Regions from separate parts of the Homo sapiens genome. Here region 2 is linked to region 1. Evidence: read pairs that join two places in POLR2A ChIA-PET (ENCODE). Cell type or tissue: IMR-90. All regions are shown on one strand. Links, peaks and the distances in the headings refer to the core of each region. The heading gives the core; the rest is flanking DNA.

The links. ChIA-PET counts read pairs that join two places held together with the same protein. Peaks named below come from ENCODE experiments on the same cell type or tissue, not always from the same donor. Only the 100,000 strongest peaks of a DNase experiment are listed, where the experiment ranks them.
Region 2: POLR2A ChIA-PET joins it to region 1 with 5 read pairs; 2 of 35 experiments call an interaction of 5 or more read pairs at or near these places.

The regions. Positions count from the first base shown.
Region 1 is chr1:79,038,991-79,044,451 of GRCh38, reverse strand. No RefSeq gene overlaps it. Among named protein-coding and RNA genes, the nearest start is that of ADGRL4, 35 kb to the right of the region's middle. In IMR-90, for the core only: no CTCF peak of the experiment used is centred there; a DNase peak (open chromatin) is centred at 2,191; H3K4me3 peaks cover 711 bases; H3K27ac peaks cover 293 bases.
Region 2 is chr1:79,206,455-79,211,650 of GRCh38, reverse strand. No RefSeq gene overlaps it. Among named protein-coding and RNA genes, the nearest start is that of LINC02792, 120 kb to the left of the region's middle. In IMR-90, for the core only: no CTCF peak of the experiment used is centred there; no DNase peak of the experiment used is centred there.

The sequences.
Region 1 (5,461 bases), core at 1-5,000:
AAACATTTTAGGAAAATGATCTGTAGCTGTATTTCTGAATGTTCATGTCATATGTTACCAGCTTTGATACAGTTCATGAAATTTGAAGTACAGCAATACAGACTGTACCATTTATATGTCAAAGACATTTTAATGCTACCTCTTGAAACTGTTCTACTACTGATTTCCTGGTGAAAAATAATACATTTAAATAAACTTCAGGTAGCTGAAAGACTACCACAAATTAAGACACAATAAAAGTTATGTACCTCTTTTAATAAATTCAATGTAGAAAGTTAATAACGAGTTGTAAATTTTCCTTTTGTCATTGGGTGACATCAAATAATGTATAACTGTCACAAGACTATTAGCATACAGACTGAGGAAAGAGTTGATAACAAATGCTAACAAATAAATAAACTTTCTAGTGCAACTTTAAACTTACTCTGGACTCTATTCCTTATTTTAGGAAACTAAATTCAGAACAGGGTGAACATATGTACTGCATTTTAACACCTATGTTTGACAAGATTTGTGAAAATAAAATGTCAGAATAATAGTTTTTGAGGGAACTGGAACTTTTAAAACCATGAAGTGAACTGAAAAGAAGAAAGGGAGGGAGAGAAGGAGGGAGAAAGAAAAAGAAAGGGAAATGAGGAGGGGAGGGGGTGCAGAGCAGAGAGCAAGGAAAAAATTCCTGATGCCTTAATCAACAAACTTGCCTCCCTTTGCCTTGTGTTCCATCACTTGGAGCAGTTTGTCAGTTGGCAGAATGAAGAAGTAATTCACAGATTCTGCACATTCCAGTCATAATCACAGGAATGAATTCGGGACTTCCTAAGATTTCACTGAGGAGATGCAACTTTGCATAACCCATGCGGAAATTCATTTCATCTGTTTTCATTTTATTCTATCTATCGTGTATTTTTGATGACGAAATGGGAAAGAAAAAATGAAATTCTATCATACGAATTTCTGTTAAATATCATTTTAGCTATCAGTTGTCACACCTGCTATTTGATGCATTTCAGTCAATTGACACAATTATATATTTTTGCAACCTATATCATTTTCTGAAGCCTTATTTATTTTACAGTAAATCCAATTTATTTTATTCAAATATCTTAACAGATACCAAATATTTGTTTCTCATATGTTTAAATATTTTTCAGTATAAATCTGCAAGGTATTGAATAATATGCCTCTTTTTAAGCTAAAATGAGTCACTATTTTTTATAATGTCATGACAGCTCTGAAGGCTCTCTTTAGAAACATCCAGGTCAGCACATGCACTTAGATTTTCTAATTTTTATTTTTATTATACACAAATTACAGTTGCATATAATTATAGAAGTGGTGTTCCGCTTTTTTAATACAACATGGAAAGAGTAAATTAAGCTAATTAACTTCAAATATTTAACATTTGTTGACGAACACATTAGAAATTTACTCTCAGCAACATTGAAACATAAAGGACTCAATTATCAGCTATATTCACCAAGCTGTGCAATTCACCTAAAAAAAAATAAAACATATCCCTCCTTACTGAGGCTTTGTACCCTTTGACTGTAATCCTCCCATTCCCCCACAGCCCAGTTGCTAGTAACTACCATCCTACTTTTTGGTTCTGTGACTTCTATTGTTTTAGGTTCCACATATAAGTGAAAATATGTGGTATTTGACTTCCTGTATTTGGCTTATTTCACTTAGCGTAATGTTTGCCCATTCCATCCATATGAATTTCAGGACGTTTTTGAGGCTTCTTTTTATCTCTTCACAAGCTCCTCTTAAGTTCTGAAGCTCTATCAATCTTCTACAGTTAGTTCAGTATCAGTTACCTCCAGAATTCTATTATTAGACTGATATATCCATTTCATTTTTAGTACCAAATATACATATATTTATATATAATCCCATACAGGATTAATCTCTCTTAAATACAACATAAACATAAACAAAAGCAGATTTTAAAAGATGAAATAAAGATACAATGAACAATATTTTACGGCTTCCTTATTGAGATGGCTTTAGAACATCATTATCTTTATTCTTGAGTGACATTAATAAGTAATGATAGCATATTATGTAAAAATCTTGTTTCAAAAAGGGATCTTGAAAGTTTAGGTTTTTGGCTAAATTTTTGTTAAATCTGATGAGTCACTGTTTTTACCTCTAAATGACTCATGCTGGAAATAGCAGAAGTATTAGCATCCCACTTTCAAAATGAGCTGTCTACACACACACACATACACACACACTCATGTGTGTATGTATATATATATATATATATATATATATGCACACACACACACACAATACTAGGTTATTCGTGTGTACTTTTATGAAGATGGTTTTTCAGTCAAACTTCTGACAATTCTACCTAAACAGGAATTTCTCATTTAGATGCTGAAAACAAAAATACTTCTTTGTGTTAATTTCCATTCACATATATTGTAATTTCTTTATGATTGGCCTTAAGTAATTTAGAAAATATTTTTCTCTTAATTTATTTAAATATTTGCTAGGTTAAGTAGTTTAAATGTATGATTTATTGGAAACAATTAAGATGGCCAGGCATGGTGACTCACGTCCCTAATCCAAGTGCTATGGGAGGCCAAAGTGAGAGGGTTGCTTGGAGTTTAAGACCATCCTAGGCAACAAAGCAACACCCCATCTCTACAAAAAATAAAATTACAAAATTGTCTGGGCATGGCGGCATGCACTTCTAGTTCTAGCTACTTGGGCATCTGAGATGGGAAGATCCCTTGAGCCCAGGAGTTCGAGGCTGCAGTGAGCTATGACCACACCACTGCACTCCAGCCTTGGTGACAGAGAAAGACTGTACAAATAAATACATATAATTAAGATGATTTCCTGGACTTTTGTTTCTACACTTGCGTTATGTCTTATTCAGATCTCTCTCTTTGGCTGCATCATTTGATAAAAGAAAAGAAAGAATAAAAGAGAATGCAATCTCCTAACAGAGGGATCCCTTTTGGATTTTTCCTGCCAAATATATTTTAATATTATGGTAAAGTTGTATTTAGTAAAAAATATTTTATGTCATTCATTACTCAACATTCACTTATTAAAATATATTTGAATGCATAATATTTTTGAGCACTATTCTGGATAATGTAGATGTCTTTTTTAAGAGTTGGTATCTGCTTCCTTCCTTTATATAGTAACTCTGGGTCTTAAATTAACTGAATTGACAGGGTTCCACCCAAATTTCCTCTGGCAGCTTTTTCTTTTAAACCTACTGCAAATACAATTTCTTCAAGTCAATAGAAAATAGGTAGTCCTTATCAACCACAAATAATTACTTAACTGTGTATGAGCAGGCACATAAGGGTCAGTCCCCACCCTCAAAGCCTGAGTTTAGAATAAATCCTGGAAATAGTGCTCAGTTTATCAGGGAATATGAAAGTTGACATTTCTATAGTTAACATGCTTTGTCTCTGGTACTGACAGAAGAAAAGAAAAGACTGATCTAATCATTCCACTGTTCCAAATTACATCATAGATAGTGACTTAAAATGAAAACATACTTCATAGACCTACTCTGTAAGGTTTCTATTTCGTGCTGTGACAAAGTATTTAGGGACTGCAAATGACAGATGTGAAGTACATTAGCGAAATGAATAGTTACATCGTCCCACCAGAGGAAGCACTTTTTTTTATCACAACAATTTATCATGAAAGAGGTGGTGATTTAAGAGAAAACATTGAAACGAAAGTACGTATTGCAAAGGAAGTTAGCAAATTGAAATTATGACTAAAACACTAGTAAGCAGAAGCTTTTGTAAATGCTTTGGAAGAGCATTTTTGTGACTGATTTTAATACGTTGAAATTAAACTGTATTACTTAAAAGGTGAATAAGTGAAAAAATGTACAAGTCTCAGAGTACCTCATGTCAAAGGAAAGAAGGAAGCTTAACCGCGACTTAGATATTACTTGCATATTTCGCTCACTGGCTTTAGAGTATCATTACCTGTATTCTTGAGTGAGATTAGTAATGAATGTAAGTATATTATGTAAAGCGTTGTTTCAAAAAGAGAGCTTGAAAATTTTTTTTTTGGTTAAATTTTTGGTTAGATCTGATTAGACTGTCACTATTTTTACCTTATAAGACTATTGATACTTGAAATAGTAGAACTATCATCATTCCACTTTCAAAACCAGCAGCCTTTCTCTCTCTCTCTCTCTCTCTCTCTACACACACACACACACACACACACACACACACACACACACACAGAGTTATTATTATGTATTTCATGAAGATAGCTTATCAACCAAACTTCTGAGTGGGTAGAATCTTGCCTAAACAGGAATTTCTCAGTTGGTTGCTGAAAATAAAGTACCCATACATGTATATTTTGATGTGCATATATTTTAATTTATTTAGTTGTAATTAGCCCTCAATGTTTTTAAAACTGTTGCTCTCTTAATTTAAGTAAATTAAGAATCATTTAACTTTTTTTGGATCATTCAACTGATATTGTGGCAAATACTGAATTTCCACTGCCTAAGTATCTGGTAAATATTTTTTTCATTCCATTCAAACATTTTAGAAATAAATACAAGTCTAAGTTCAGAATCTAAATGCTTAAAAAGCAGATAAATTTGATTAATTCTATTTTATTTTATTTTCTTTGCTTATCAATAGCTATTAATGTTTAGAAAGTGTTATTTCAAGGCCATGTGTGTTCAAGAAGACCTCTAGAGACAAATGTGTATAATAAGTTATTATAAATGCCAAAATTACAAAAGGGAAACCTGATTTTGAGACAGGAGATTTGGGTGTAGATGCAGGGAACCAAAGGCTGTTTCACACCAACTTCATAGAACTGAATTGAAAGGAAAACTCTCACTTTTCACACCTAAGTAACAAAAGGACCAGGGGCTACTCCCTTTGCGAACCCCATTTTTTTCTGCGTGGCAGATGAGAAATTGGCTGTCCCCAGCAAATCAGACTGATTGCAGGTGGAATCTTCCTTTGCAGCTTTGTAACTTCACTCCAGCCTCTGAATGGTTGCTGTCCACAACCGATCAGATTGATTGTGGTGAGCCTTCATTTGCATGCAATGTATAACTTTGTAACTTCACACTAGCCTCTGATGGTTGCTTCTTGCAACCAATGAGATGTTTGCACAGGAGTGTGACCTTGGCAACTTCATTTCAGCCTCTGGTTGGCTGCTTTCTGCAACCAATCAGACTGATTGTGGGCTACCACTTCATTTACATGAGGTGAGCATGAAGTGGCCAATGGGAAACTTCTAGGGGGTATTTGCACCCAAGAAGATTCTCTATCCTGGCCCTTGAGCCATTGCTCGGGTCTGCTCCCACACTGTGGAGTGTACTTTTGTTTTCAATAAATCCCTGCTTTCATTCTTCTGCTGCTTCATTCTTTCTTTGCTTTGCGGGGCATTATGTCCAATTCTTTGTTCAAAACGCCAAGGAACTGGACAACTTGCA
Region 2 (5,196 bases), core at 197-5,196, 170 kb before region 1:
TTAACTGCTCTTTGATACCTCCGAACAAAATTGTAAGTTAGTGGCTATTTTTGTAATTAATTGTTTTGTCTATGTGTTCTTCTTTAATATGAGCTTCACAAGACCTGGAATTGAGTCTATCGGATTCATGCCGTATCTCTAGTTCTGATTTAGATAGTTGAAACTGAATAAATTTATCTTCAATGAAAGAATAAATGAACAAATGATGAACAAATGAGAAAAATGTATAATGAAGTCTATGTGAATAATTATGGTTAATTTTAAATAAGTTTTTAATAACAATTAGCCTTGGGAAGAAAAAAGAAGACATTAACTTCAGCTATCACAGTTATGGTAGTCTACCAGTCTCCAATGCATATATCTTACTAGCAGACCTCTTAGCAAAGAAACCATTTTTTCCAAGATATATTTTGAGCACAGGTACAAATTTGCTGTTGATACTTTAAGTTATTACATTCTAACCCTAAGCTTTTGGGTTATAACTGATATCCACTCCAGACACCTTGCATTCTGACTGTAACATTGCTTGCGCATCACCTCATGACCTTTGCTCAACCAGCAAATTGAAGTTTTATGTCCTTAGAGTTAAGTTGGAATAAACTGGAAAACAGAGTTTCCTTCACTATTAGTTCTAACCTATCTAATCTTTTTGCTCCAGGAATTCCCCTCAGTTCAATTATCATATCCAGGAGAAGACATAAGTCTTACCTATTTGTTCATCATCTAACAATTTCCAATTAGGTCATTGATATCCACCAGCCAGAGCCACTGACCATTCAACCTTACCAAAACCCAAAGGACTATAAAATAATTTGAGTGACAAATTACGCCTTTTTGTGATCATAATTTAACTTTCCTAGGCTGCTTGAATAATAGTTACTATGGAATTGGGTTGAAAAGTAGATTGATACTTCTACTAAAGGTAGTAATGTTTCAAATAATATTCATATCACATTTTCACCATGTCTATACCTAACTAGAAGCAGGTTTGACAGTAAGATAGACCCATTAGTCAATGAATAGATTGAGGACATGTCTAGATTTGACATCTTTTTAGTATAAAGAGAAATTGTTTTTATTATTAGTCCCTAATAATGAACTCAGTCAACCATCAGAGTTGTACCATTTTTCATATTGGAATTGAATTTCAAATAATTTTTAATGTTAAAAGTAGATTTTTAATAAAGTTGGTTTAAAATAAAGTTGGATTCAACCCATAAGTAGATGGCAAGTTCTCTTCCAAACTACGTGGCAGAACTGTTGCAGGTACAAATATGTTTGTAACTTAGCTTTATTTTTATCTTAGCTTTATTTTTCTAACAGTGATTCAAATGTAAAGATCATGAGCTATCATGTGCTCCGTCTCTGCTTCCAGGTTCACAAAATGAGAAAGACTATTTGATATAGGTATTGTGAAAAATTCAGCAGCAAGTGAAAAAGTAAACAGCAACGAGACCAAGTGAGATAGAAAAAACACTCTCCCCCAGCCCCAGACTACAAGTTGCCTTCTAGACACAGAGTATGTTTCTCATATTCTCTATATACTCATATTAGCAGAGTATACAACAAAACATCAGACTTAAGAAATGGAAAAAACATCTTCTACCTACTAAAACGTAAAGAGAAACACCTTCCTGTAATCCAGAAAAGCTTCCCTGCAATACAGCACAAAGCCTCAGTTGCTTTGATTCAATTAAACTTTGCTTCTATTATTCTAACATTTTTTTCTTGAAGTGACCTATTGTTTCCATTTAGTAAGTAACTTTCTTGATAATGGGGGCAGAATTTTACAGAATCTCTATATCTCCCCAGTATCTAGCATGGTGCTGGGTGCATCCTAGTTACTCAGTAAATATTAGAATAACTAATTTATTCTACTTAAGTTTTAAACTGCCATGATTATATGGCAACATAACATGATAAAAAATAAACTTTCTACTGCTTCTGGATTTACTACTATTCTTTTTTCTTAGACTTATTGTCTGCCCCCTCTTTCATTTGCCCAAGTCCTTAGCCATACCCCAAGTTCATCTCAGTGTCACTTTCTCCACAGAAAAGTTTCCTTGATAACCAAAAGTCAAAGCTAGCATGCCAAACACTGTGCCTCTGTAACTCTCTAATCATCAGTCTTTTAGAATTTACCAACAAAATAAAAAGTATTTGTTAGGACTCTTCATTCTTCCAAGATTGTACATCTGCTGGGTTCAGAGTTGTACCATTTTTCATATGAGAATTGAATTTCAAATAATTTTTAATGTTCAAAGTAGATCTTTAATAAGAGTTGATAAATAAAGGCGGTGATAGGCATTAATTATAATTTATTAAATACATTATATTGTAAATATTCTTTACCTCTTCTTTTGTTTTCATTTTTAAGCTTCAAAAATTACACCTTTACTCTAAATATAAAATATACTTCTACAATTTTAATATTCATATAAGATTGGTTAATTAGCAAAAATATCTTTAAAGGCATTATCTTATTCAATATCAAAACTTAGTTAAAAATCAGAAGACTAAAACCTTGCACTTGTACCATGTCAATCAGTGACAAGCTTGTTAAAACAAATTTCTAGAGAGATCTTTAAGGAGAGAAGATTTTCCAATAGCCTTTTATTATAACTGTTGATTTAGTCATTTCAGGTTTAACATTCTTTAATACAAACCTCCTTGTAACCACATTTCTAGTGCCATTCTCTCATAAACATGACAATTTTACATTCTAACTGGCTTTTATTTTTCTACACTTTTTCAGAACATGACAATAAGAAGGGGTGTGTGTGTGTGTGTGTGTGTGTGTGTGTAAAATTTAATGATATTTAGTTTCCCTTTTAGTGTTTTCCAAGACAAAATTTTGAATGGCTTATTACTTTATAAGTAATTCTCTTCATTTCAGTATTTCACTAAAAATCCTAAGGTTATATGTTTTTAGATTTTTTTTTTTTTTCATATTGGGCTCTGAGGATGTATTCTCAGGACTTTCAATGTCATGGTTATGAGCTTCACCCCCATGTTGAAGTTTACTCGAATCCTCTTTAATGCCTGGGGATTCCTGGCAGCTTGTATTTGTATGTATAAAAGATAGGCTAAATCTCCATGGGAAAACATTCAAATTAGGAACAAATGTACCGCTGCTTACTTTATACATTAAACATTTTTCTCCAAATATTTCAAAAATGAGAGTTTTAAAAAATTAATATCCTGAGTATTTAAAAATAATGATCTTTAGTTACTATTAATTTTTTCATTTTATGGCAATTAACATTCTTGGATATCTGGATCCTTTATAAATCCCCTTCTGTCCTTCTTCTATGAAACCCTTTCTCCTACGAAATCTTATGTAATGTTTTTCTCTGGGAATGTACATTAATTTACACATCATGATTTGAGCTTAAACTAAAAGCCTAATGTTTTAAGTTAATAAAAATCTCAACAAATCATATCTCCCTTTATAAAATTTAAATTAACAGAGATAAAACGAATGTTTTTCAGTAAAAATGAGTAAACCTAAGTTGTTTTAAATAAGCCCGTATGTGGATGGAGGCTATTAAGAACTGGAAAAGTTACATTAATTATAAGCGACTTTCAATACAAACATCTGGAGTTACTGGATAGATTTGTTAAGGAATGGTGATTTTGCACCTGGGGATGAGTGTTTTCACTTCTGTGAATCATTATGGTTCATGTTGGCTCTAGATCCATTGCTCATAGATTATTGCACATTAATGACACCATTCAAATGCCATCCCTAGTTGGAATGGTGTACCACTCCGACCCATTGTTCATGGTTTTCTAGGCACTTCTCCATCAATCTCTCAACCTGTTTAGATGCTATTGAATCCACTTTCCTTATGACAGATTTCTTACTTTAGGACTGAGGAATATAATGGCCCAGAATTTTTCCCTTGCCATCTTTAAAATCAATAACCTTAAAACAATCTCAGTGCTCCCTTCTGAACTTGGGGCCAAATCCACATTCTAACCATAGTCAAGCAGTCACATAATGCAGTCACACACACAGACACACACACGCATGCACGTGCACACACACACACACGAGAATTTCTAGCCACAGATTGTCCTTATGTGGAACATGGGATACCAGTTAAGTAACTCATAGGTGGAAAAACCTGAAGTCCTGGTTGTTTATTTTTTATGAGCATTGAAATATCGTTAAAAGTATGTTCCTTTGGACAGCAATAAGACATTGCAATTTTTCTATTTCACTTCCCTATGTGCATTTTCGTTTTAAATTATATTACTCACAGCATTTCAAAGTTAAGAGAACATGGAACTCTGAAGGCTACAAAAAAAGAAATACATGTTTAAGAAGACCCTGGAGACTCACAGATGACACGGTTCATACTTACTTAGACTCCATGCAAGCAACATTCCATATAAATAAATTAGAAGGTTGGAGCAAGAGAGCCAAAATATCACCTCCACCTTGCTTCATAAATTTCTACTTCTTTTTCTTCCTTTTGTTTCTTCACGGTGCTTGTTACTACCTGAAATAGTGTTGATTTCTTGACTTATTCATTTGTTGTCTCTCTTTATGCACCGAAATGAAAACCTTGCAACTGTAGGAACTTTATCATGTCTGTTCACTGCCCAATTTGGTCCTAGAATCAGACATGGTACATTATATGTGCTCAGGAAATATTAGTGCAATGAATGAAGGAATGAACATAAAAGAGAAAAGAGTGATATTCAAAGGAATATGGCTGATTTCATTTTATAGGGATGGAAAAGTTGCATTGTGAATGTAATCTTTCCTTATAAAATGTAATTGATAAATGAAGACTGAATCTCCAAAGAAACATGATTCTGTCTTCACTAAAAGCAAATTCATGTTTATTATCTAGGAAACAAAATAAAGTAGCACAAGAAGAACTTAGCTATTAAGCCAGAGGAAGTTGTACTGTGCTAAAGAATGGAATGGTGACTGATATTCTTGAAGGCACCTCTAAAAATCATGATCATAGAGCTCATTGGTAATATAGAGTACATTATTATAGAAAAAACATCAGACTCAGAGTCCTATCTCAATAAATAAGTGCTCAATAAATGTTGCCAATTAATTTTAATAAATTATAATTGCATTATTAATTATACTATGTAGGCATATGTTTGTATGCATGTATTTATATATGTACTAGGAATAATGGTTAAGAGGATCAGCCAGATTTGGTTTCA